Linked DNA regions of Homo sapiens: regions 1 and 3 are each linked to region 2. A link is a contact called in ENCODE Hi-C or POLR2A ChIA-PET data. All regions are on one chromosome and are shown on one strand. The core of a region is the stretch at or near the end of the contact, and the rest is flanking DNA. Distances in the headings are between cores, read along the strand shown.

What was found. A loop is a pair of places that touch in the nucleus more often than their neighbours do. ChIA-PET counts read pairs that join two places held with the same protein, here RNA polymerase II (POLR2A). Pooled maps may share reads with other maps.
Region 1: POLR2A ChIA-PET joins it to region 2 with 12 read pairs in BJ. The contact joins the promoter of OVOL2 here to the promoter of XRN2 in region 2. POLR2A ChIA-PET finds 5 or more read pairs at or near these places in 2 of 52 experiments (BJ and OCI-LY7).
Region 3: a loop to region 2 is called in a map of naive thymus-derived CD4-positive, alpha-beta T cell, with 12 times the contacts of the local background. The contact joins the promoter of KIF16B here to the promoter of XRN2 in region 2. A Hi-C loop is called at or near these places in 3 of 168 maps with a recorded cell type or tissue (CD4-positive, alpha-beta T cell, CD8-positive, alpha-beta T cell and naive thymus-derived CD4-positive, alpha-beta T cell) and 8 of 50 pooled maps.

What each region holds. Positions count from the first base shown.
Region 1 is chr20:18,056,392-18,059,372 of GRCh38, forward strand. OVOL2 (ovo like zinc finger 2) reads right to left here and starts at 1,525. Exons shown (of 4, transcript NM_021220.4): 1 at 1,144-1,525; 2 at 266-486. The coding sequence starts at 1,243. RefSeq lists an enhancer at 1-717 and a silencer at 119-208.
Region 2 is chr20:21,301,759-21,304,580 of GRCh38, forward strand. XRN2 (5'-3' exoribonuclease 2) reads left to right here and starts at 1,573. Exons shown (of 30, transcript NM_012255.5): 1 at 1,573-1,715. The coding sequence starts at 1,641. RefSeq lists a silencer at 1,271-1,400 and an enhancer at 2,121-2,170.
Region 3 is chr20:16,572,198-16,575,420 of GRCh38, forward strand. It overlaps KIF16B (kinesin family member 16B), which reads right to left and starts at 1,251. Exons shown (of 26, transcript NM_024704.5): 1 at 1,032-1,251. The coding sequence starts at 1,078. It overlaps LOC124904875 (a long non-coding RNA gene), which reads left to right and starts at 3,106. Exons shown (of 2, transcript XR_007067539.1): 1 at 3,106-3,223. RefSeq lists an enhancer at 1,008-1,529 and silencers at 1,142-1,371, 1,158-1,287.

The sequences.
Region 1 (2,981 bases), core at 275-2,774, 3.2 Mb before region 2:
ACTCGGCATCAGGCGGGGCCACCGGGAGGACGGAGCCCACTCCGGGAACCGGCCGCCCCTGCGCAGCAGCTACCCTGCGGGCGGGAGGACGCGCCGAGGCGCCCTGGCCGCCGCCCAGGGGCAGGTGCAGGAGCGGCGCGGCGGGCGCGCTCGGGGCGCGGGTGCCGGGTTGCGCAGGCGGGCGCGGCAGGGAGGGGCGCCGGCCTCGGGAGCCCGACGCCAGGGCGTGGTGCAGGTGGCGGCGGGGGCAGAGTCGACACAGTACCTTGATTTTCGATCTGGCGACCGGGCGCTGCTTGGTCGCCAGGTGTCCATCGGGGCCCTCGGCGTCGCCGGGCTCGGGGGTTTCGCTCTCGGGGGCGTGCGGGGACGAGCTGCTCTCTGCTCCTCCAGGCTCCCCCGCGCTGCTGCTGCCGCTGCCGCTGCTGCTGCCGCCGTCGCTGCGGCAGTCCTCGGGGGGGTCGTGGAGCAGGCGGCCTAGGCCCACTGTGGAGGGAGGGGCCGCGCCCCGACACACACACTCGGCGTCAACCCGCACGCCCGCGGCAGTTTGACCTGCGGGCGGTGCTGCCGCCGCCCCGCCCCGGACCTGGGCACCTCGCCAAGTGGGCAACGTCGCGGGGGAGGCCAGTAAGCCCCGAATCGGCCCACAGAGCTAGCTTGGGGTGCTCGGAGCCTCTTTCCGGTCCCAGCCAAGGCGCCCACGAGGAACCGGGCGGCCACGAGCGGCGGAGGACCCCGCGCGCCAAGTTTCCTCTCAGGGCGGGGGAGGCGGATCTGACCTCTCCCCAGCTAGCCCCAGAAGGGTTGGCGAGCCTTTGTGCACCCCCATGAGGACGTGAGATTGGGGGTAGCCTCTGCTGGCTTTCAATCCCTTTCCTGGGCCACCTTGGCCCGCGCTGCAGCCAACGGTCCCGCCGCCGGGCAATTAGAGGCTCCCACTACGGGGAAGGGGGCGCCTAGAGTCTGGGGCATCCCAGTCCCTCATTGCCTGCCCTAACCCGCCTAGAAGACCCCCGCGTGCCCCCCGGAAGAGGGGGATGAGGTGGGGAGCCCGCCCCTGCCGATGAGCAGAGAAGACCCGCCACCCCTTCCCCCACCCCGGGAGCCCAGCGCCCAGGCCCGGCCCCCGCGCGCGCTCACCTGGGATGTAGGTGTCTGCCCTTTTCTCATCCGGGAGCTCATCCCAGCTGCGGACCGAGACCCCCAGGCTCCTCCTCTTCACCAGGAAGACTTTGGGCATGGTGGGGTCCCCTCTCCCGACTGCGGCCCCCTCCTCCCGGCTGCTCCCCGCTAGGGGCAACGGCGGCGGCTCCGTCCCCGGCTCCCGGCGGCCAGAGCCCACCTTCCCGCCTCGCCTGCCCTCTTCCTCCACCCCCCGCCGCGGCGCGGCCCAGGCCTCTCCCCCGCACGCCTGGCGACTCCCAGCCTCCCGGCTCGGCGACACCTATGCCTTAAATCGCGAGTGAGACCACGCCGGGGAAAAAGTTTCATAAGGTGGAATAGAAAAGGCACCAGGAAACTTGGGACTGAGCATGCGCCCTGCAACATAACGGTGTCAACAAGCTCGCTACCTGTCCGACCGGTTCCGGCGGCCGGGGCTGCCTGTTCCAGCCCTTCCTTAGGCATGAATGTTTGCAAAAGAATTTAAAGTCTGTTCTTCCCCCTCCTCTTTTTAAGAAAGGAAGAACATTTTTTAATCAACCCCCGCCCCATTCCCCCATCACCTGCACCTCGAGGCGAGCTCTTCGAGGTAAACCCCAGGTTCGCCTCCCAGGGCACCCCTCCGGTGAGTTGGGGCCTCCCACGAGTTGCCCCCCTCCCCCGCCCGGTGGATTTGTCTTCGACGAGCCAGAAAATGGCTCAGTTCCCCTGGACCTTGTGGAGCCTTCCTGGGGCTTGATGAAATCTGGGCGGTCAGAAGGGGGAGGCGGCGGGAGACTTCCAAGGATTCTGATTATTAATAATGGGGGGTGGGGGCTTAGGGGCTTAAGCTTTCCATCAGCTACAACACCCCCCCCCCATAAGCAGTAAAAATAAATTTAAAAATTCGGCATCTTTAGACCACGTTATTTTTCTGACTAGTATCATACAATCTAAGAAAAACAAGCCTTGCCCCGCCAAAGCAGCTTCTCCTCACAAGACGTTGCACCCCCCGAGAGCCCCCTCACCCCAAGTAAACACACAATAGAAACAAAAGCCAGGAGCATATTATGCAAATGCAGCTTCAAAACAAGCCCCCAATCCTCGCCCACTCCCACCGTTGCCTCTCCTAACCACCCGATCCCCAAATTCTGAGACTGGGAAATACCTTTCCAGGAAGCTAGCATAGTGAACATTGGCTACATCTTCTAGCCGCCCCTACCGGGGAGGTAGGAAAGCTTTGCATTTATTATTATATCTGTTTGTTCCTATCAACCTTTATGCCTGGAGGGGAGAGGGAGAGAAGGAGGGGGAGTTGGTAAAATATGCCAAGTTTGTAAAGCAGTTGTGCTCACGTTGCGGGGCGCGCTGCCCTTCCCAAGGCCTTGTTCGGGTGCGCCCAGGACAACCGGCACAGCCTCTTGTGTCGCTGCGGTCGCCCTCCTCCAGGAGGTCGTCAGACGTGTGCCAGCTGCCGGGTGCTGCGGGGGCGCGTCTGGTCAGGGATGCCCTGGAGCCCAAGGCTCACCCAACAGCCAGCCTCACCTGTCTGTAACCTGACCCTCCGCGCTCCCAGCCTACAGGGCCCGGGAATCAACACAGCGGTTTTCCCTGTTCCCTTCCGCCCTGAATGGCCCTTGGGGACACAACCGCCTGGTAACGGATTTCTCGGCGCTACTGGCGGACTCGCGCGGCGCAGGGAGCCGGGGCGCAGCTCTGCCGGGGCTGCGGGCGGGACCGGTGCGCGGCGCCTCTAGGTCTGCCCTCAAGGAGTCACCCTCTCTGGACTGAACTCTGAACTCCAGCTTTTCTCTAAGAAAAACCAGCTAAGAACGAAA
Region 2 (2,822 bases), core at 323-2,822:
GTCTCAACTAAAAACACAAAAATCAGCGGGGTGTCATGGCAGGCGCCTCTAATCCCAGCTACTCGGGAGGCTGAGGCAGGAGAATCGCTTGAACCCGGGAGGTGGAGGTTGCAGTGAGCCTGGATCTTGCCACTGCACTCCAGCCTGGATGACTGAGACTCCGTCTGAAAAAACAAAAACAAAACAATAAACCCTCCCAACCCGCCAAAATGCTGGTTAAGGATTCTAAATGGCTCAACTTGGCCAGCTGTCTATCCCTGAACTGCCTATGGTGTACATGTTCCTATAACAGCACCTCCCAGGGAAACCAGAGGGGCTGCTTCCAGGTAAAAGGAGGAATTTCACCATAGACATAATACTTTGGAATAGTTTTGGCTATCCTTAAGTAAAACACGGGATGACTATTTCTCTAATTTCCACACTAGTAGTTTAAACAAAGTAGTCATCAGACCACAGAGGAGGGGGCAATAAATACTGCCTGTGAGGTAACTCGGCGAAATACTTTCACAGAGGCCTCATGAGGTGAGCATTTAGCATCGTGTGTGATGTGTGTCAAACCAAGAGGGGATTCAGGGAGACTTCCAGGCTTGAGCAAACGGACAAATATACCTCCTCTTCCAGACCTCTCCTTTCATATGGAAAAAATTCGTTTGGGACCACCAGAAAACAAAAGATAAAAGTATCGTGTTAGAACAAGGATGGATTAAAAATGACCTTTGCTTGAACTGAAACAGAAGCTATGTGCATAAGTGACTTAACTCCTCTGTAACTTGGCTTTCTTATCATTTACACGAGGGTGCTAACAGTACCCTCACAAGGTTCAAGTGAAGATTACATAGGACAATCCCTTAGTCAATGTCTTGGTACACTGTAAAGGCTCAGTAAATGCTGGAAAATCATATTAGCAACTATTTTATACCCGTAATTGTAGCTGGAAGATTGTATTGGATGCTAAATACCGGCTAGATTCCATTCGGTAACTATCATAATTATTTATTTGCATAACAATCAAATTATTGGTGCAAAGCAGCCATTATTACTGTAAAATGCTTTAAAATGCTCCTTTTGATAGTCCAGGTACGTACTGCAGCACAAAACTAGGAGAAACCAGGAAATGGAAGTAACGAGTAAGTTTGGATGCTTCGATTCTACCCTAGATTGAGACGGGTGAGCATAGAGGCAAAAAAAGACATTTTCTTCCAAACAAGAGGTGACCAAACGGGCAAGGGAGACCTCCTCCCGGGCATGCAGAGCGCAGCGATTCTGTGCCCAGGGAGCCGGAGGGCTGGGGCTGGGAGATCCCGGCGGAGCCCCGGCAGAGCAGTCGCCCGTGAGCCCCCGCAACTCAGACGCGCTCGGCCTCGCGCTCCGGGGCTGGGACCACCGAGGGCGAGCTGCAGCCTTCGCCACCCGGTCCGCCGCCGGACTCCGCCTCCCACAAACAGCCCGGCAAGGCCCTTTTCCGCCGCTCCCTCATCCAGCGAAGCCTCCTTCCCAGCTTCCCCGGCGGCGGCGCCGTGACGTCACTTCCGTTCTCCAGCGCGCACGTGGGAGGAAGTGCTGGTGCCCTCTGCCGCTGCTCCCGTCTCTTTGGTTACGCTCGTCAGCCGGTCGGCCGCCGCCTCCAGCCGTGTGCCGCTATGGGAGTCCCGGCGTTCTTCCGCTGGCTCAGCCGCAAGTACCCGTCCATCATAGTCAACTGCGTGGAAGAGAAGGTGAGGAGGCGCCAGGCGGCCGCCACACTCGAGCCCGGGCCCCCGGCACGTCTAGGCCGCGGCCCATGGGCTCCGCCGCCTGCCCCCGGGGAGCCTTGCCGGAGCTCGCGCCCTGCTGCCAGCCTCGCGAGCAGTCGCAGCCCCACACGCGATGGGACGCGGGCTGTGGGATTCAGCACCCCGGGGGCGAGGAATTCAGGACCCTCGGCGGGGCAAGGGCCTATAGGGTTCCGAACTCGCAGGAGGGTCGCTCCTCCCCTACTCGCTTTTTCCCGGCACCGGAAGGCCCCGCCCACTGCTTTGTTTCCTCTCCAGACCGCGCATTTTGGGTCTCGGAAGAGGTTCAGAGGCTGTTGTTGAGCAATGCATGCCAGGTCAGCTGAGCTAGCGGGTTATGGATGCACGGATTCGGAGGCCAGCTTTTTGACAACCTTGTAAAGGAATCCCTGGCGGCGACCTTTTCGTTGTTTACCAATTGTGCCGGAAAGGTTTTCTCCTAGTGTTCAGGACCATTTGTTGTTCTGGTTAGATTGGACGCTGAAAGCAGTATGTCAGGTCCAGGATGAGCGCTATAGAATTCTGAGAAGTTACCCTTCTCTGTGTGCCCTGACTACTGAACGGGGTGGGTGCTTGTTGAAAATTTCAAGATTACTGGATGTACTTGAGCAGTACAATTTTTGTTGTTAGTTAATACGTAAGTAGATTTTTGGCCATTATTGAGTTTTGTTTTTATTGTTTTCGTCATTCCATGCGGATTCGATTTTGTGCTCTTAATTAGAATTTCTGGATTGGAAACGTTCAGAGGCACATCACGCGTACCTCACTCCTTAGTTTTTGAAGGCAGTGCTTGCCTGTCACTGTGAACTTATTTCTGCTTTTTTTTTTTTTTTTAACTTTCTTGGCTTCTATCCAAGGAGGAACCAAAAGCCTTGTCTTAGTGACATTCCCACTATTTCTTGTTTTTTTCAAAAAGCAACTGCTAAATTGAATACTTGTTTCCTTTGTAAAATTTTAATCGAACTTTATTGAACTTTACTTGCACGTGGGTTAAACAAAAAGCAACAGTTCTTGCTCTACCCCTTCTCATCCCATTTCTCCACCTTTAAC
Region 3 (3,223 bases), core at 1-2,500, 4.7 Mb before region 2:
ATGATTCCCTACTTGCCAAGAGAAGAAACAGATTTAGATGAGTCAAATAAGGTTCTGGAAATCTTTTGATTTTATGGCCTTCGGCTGCCCCAATCAGGCATCAGAACTACCAAACATTAACCTCCACAAGTTGATATGACAAAAGCAAAAAGGCCCTATGGTAAGTCAAATATCCACCAACTTGGTAGAGAAGTCAATAAAATCAAATGGCTCTGTGTGAACCTTGCCTGTCACCTTGGAGGACACATCCCATTTCTACCTCATTCTTTGAAGTCAAACCAATTTAAAAAGTAACTTTTCCAAAGAAACTTTCTAAACGGATTAAAAAGAGGTCATTGAAAAGGGAGCACAGGCTATTTTTCAGTGAATGAAGAGAAGGATTCTGAAAAAGCATTACTTCGTAGAAATATATAACAAGATTAAATTTTGTGTGTAACACTCTTCCTCTCTCTTAATATCAGAGTATTTCAAACACGTGTAAAGCGTCCCTGACTTTTTTCTAGGAGTCAGGACTTTGTCAAAGTTTTCCCATCCACTCTCTAACATGAAGTTAGGAACTGCTAAGTTATCGATTAGACATTCAGGGAATCAAAATCATCTCTAACTGAAAGATTAAAAAGTAGCATGGTTAATTGTTAAGAGAACTTCTGAGTTGGTAGAAATGAGGGGTTCACCTGACAGTTCGTGGTGCCCCCCCTCAGCACTCTCACCTTCCCCCCAACTATTTTACATCTTCATGGTAACGTTCCCTTGATGCTTTTTTAAAGGGGGAACAAGAACATCTCAAGTTAATACGATGGAGAGAGTTAATAGAATCTTCTCCTTTACCACCAGGGTCCTCTCCAGGGCAATGTGAACGGGACAGCAGTGCACGAAGTCCTCCAGGCCCCCAGAGGCCACAGCCTGGGCCCGGTGGGCCAGGGACCAGCCGGTGACACTTTTAAGTCCAGGCTGGCTTTGGGGGAGCTGGAAACAGGCTTCCTCTGGGTGGGGGCGCGACGAGGGGGCGGGGCGCGGGCGGCCCCACTCACCTGCGATTCATGGGCCGGACCCTCACGGCCACCTTGACCGATGCCATCGCTCATCCCGAACCAGCCCGCGCGGGGTCCCACTAGCCCAGAACTCCGCGGTCGCCGGCGACGCTGGCTACTCAGATCGCGGCTCCCGCCCACTTCCCTCTCGCCCCCGCCCCTCTGCTCCCGGCCGGACCTGGAGTTCCGCGGCAGCCCCACCTGCCAGGCCACTGAGCATGCCCAGAACGGCTCCGGCCCGCGTGATCCATGCGCCACGGTTTGGCGGCGGCCGGGCGGTGCAGAGGGGCGGGGCCGCGGGGCCTGGAAGCAGCCTCCGGGATCTGCAAGTCTGGAAAGGCCACGTTGTGGACCTTGGCGCAGAGGTTATGGGGGCGACCCGGAGCGGATGGTTTCAGGAAAACTAGAACCCACCCTCATGGCCTGAACAACTGGAGAGAAGAGGATCGCAGCAATTTAAAGCCAGCGGCAAGGATCACAGTCCTGGGGTCAGGTGACCAAAGCCAGTTTTTCAGCCCTTAACAAGAACCTGGCTTCACCCAGCCAAACATGAGTTAACGTATCCATTTTACACACGAACAAACTGAGGCGCAGAGATGATCACAGCTTGTTGGTGGCAAACTCCGCTAGGGCCTTCTCTGCTACCCTAAGGAGGTCCGACCGTATGTTTTGGACCCCTTAACTCGGGATACCGATAAACGAAAATTAATAGGGTGTTGGATGTTTTAAATGTGTGCGGGAATGTCATTATATTGGCTAGAATCAAACCTTATTTAGACTTGTTTTGCACTTTTGTACACTTTAGTAATTTTTAGTTTTAATCATAAGGGAGTTAAAGGCGAACACAACTGGTATTTTTTTTTTTTTTTTTTTTTTTTTGAGACAGGGTCTCGCTCGGTCACCCAGGCTGGAGTGTAATGCTGCGATCTCGGCTCACTGCAACGTCCGCCTCCCGGGTTCAAGAGATTCTCCTGCCTCAGCCTCCCGAATAGCTGGGCGTGCCACCACGCCCGGCTGATTTTTGTATTTTTAGTAGAGACGGGGTTTCACCATGTTGGCCAGGTTGGTCTCGAACTCCTGACCTCAAATGATCCGCCCGCCTTGGCCTCCCAGAATGCTGGGATTACAGGCGTGAGCCACCGCGCCAGGCCGACAACTGGTATCTTAAGGCTTAGGGCCTCTGGTAGAAGTGAGCTCCACCTCCCTTCCTGTGTAGAAGGTAAATGCATTCATTCATTCAGTGAATCGAGCATGCATGAAATCGTTTGCGCACACCCAGAAGCCCACCTGCGAGCCACAGGAGCAGCCATTCCAGGAAGCCAAGCTATAATGGGAGACGCAAGGAATGGAGGCGGAACTCCTGTTTTTAAGTCCTAGCTCCAACACTAGCCTTGTCAGCCTGTAATTCTGAATTACTGGGCGCCTCTGAGGCTTCTTGTCTCATCTGCAAATCAGGAACAACGGCATAGAGTGGTGAATGCATCAAGTGGGATGATGTCTGCAAGTACGCAACCCGCTTACACAAAGAATTATCTTTCCATAACCTTCCCTGGACCCCTAGGGCCAGCAGGGAATCATAGCCTCCCTTTGTTTCTAGAGCCCGGAAATCACTGGGTTTTCCCTCTGTCTGGAGCAGAGCTGGGTGCGAATTTGACCAACGGGTGGCAGGAACAGCCGGAGCAGGATATTAAGGAGCGGGCGAGCTTGCCAAGCATGCGCAGTAGCGGCGGGTTGGTTTGAGAAGCCGCCAGGGAGCCAGCGCGGCGACCTAGCTGGCTGGGGCAGGGGAGGGGCCCGCCTTATATGGGAGCTGCGTGGGGACAAACTGTTCGGGCCCAACGCGCGGGTCTGAGAGACAGCCACGCCTGCTCCGGGTCACTCCGGCCACCTGGGGGGCGTCGGCGCGCAGACTCTGGCCAGTTCAGTATTCAAACTCTTCAGGAGTGCTAACTTACTCATGACAGCGATTTTCTGTATCGGGGTTTCATTGGTCGGTGGTTTAGAAGGTTTTGCTCATTCATTCGTTAATGTAATTCCAACAACCTACACGTGTTTATAAGCCCCCTTTCCATCCACGACTTTGCTGTCTGACACAAAACGGACCATCGCAGCCCGGCAGACGCTTTAGACAACAAACAGCATGCCTGGAGCTTTTCAATAGGAAGCAGTAAGGCTTGATCATCACAGACGAT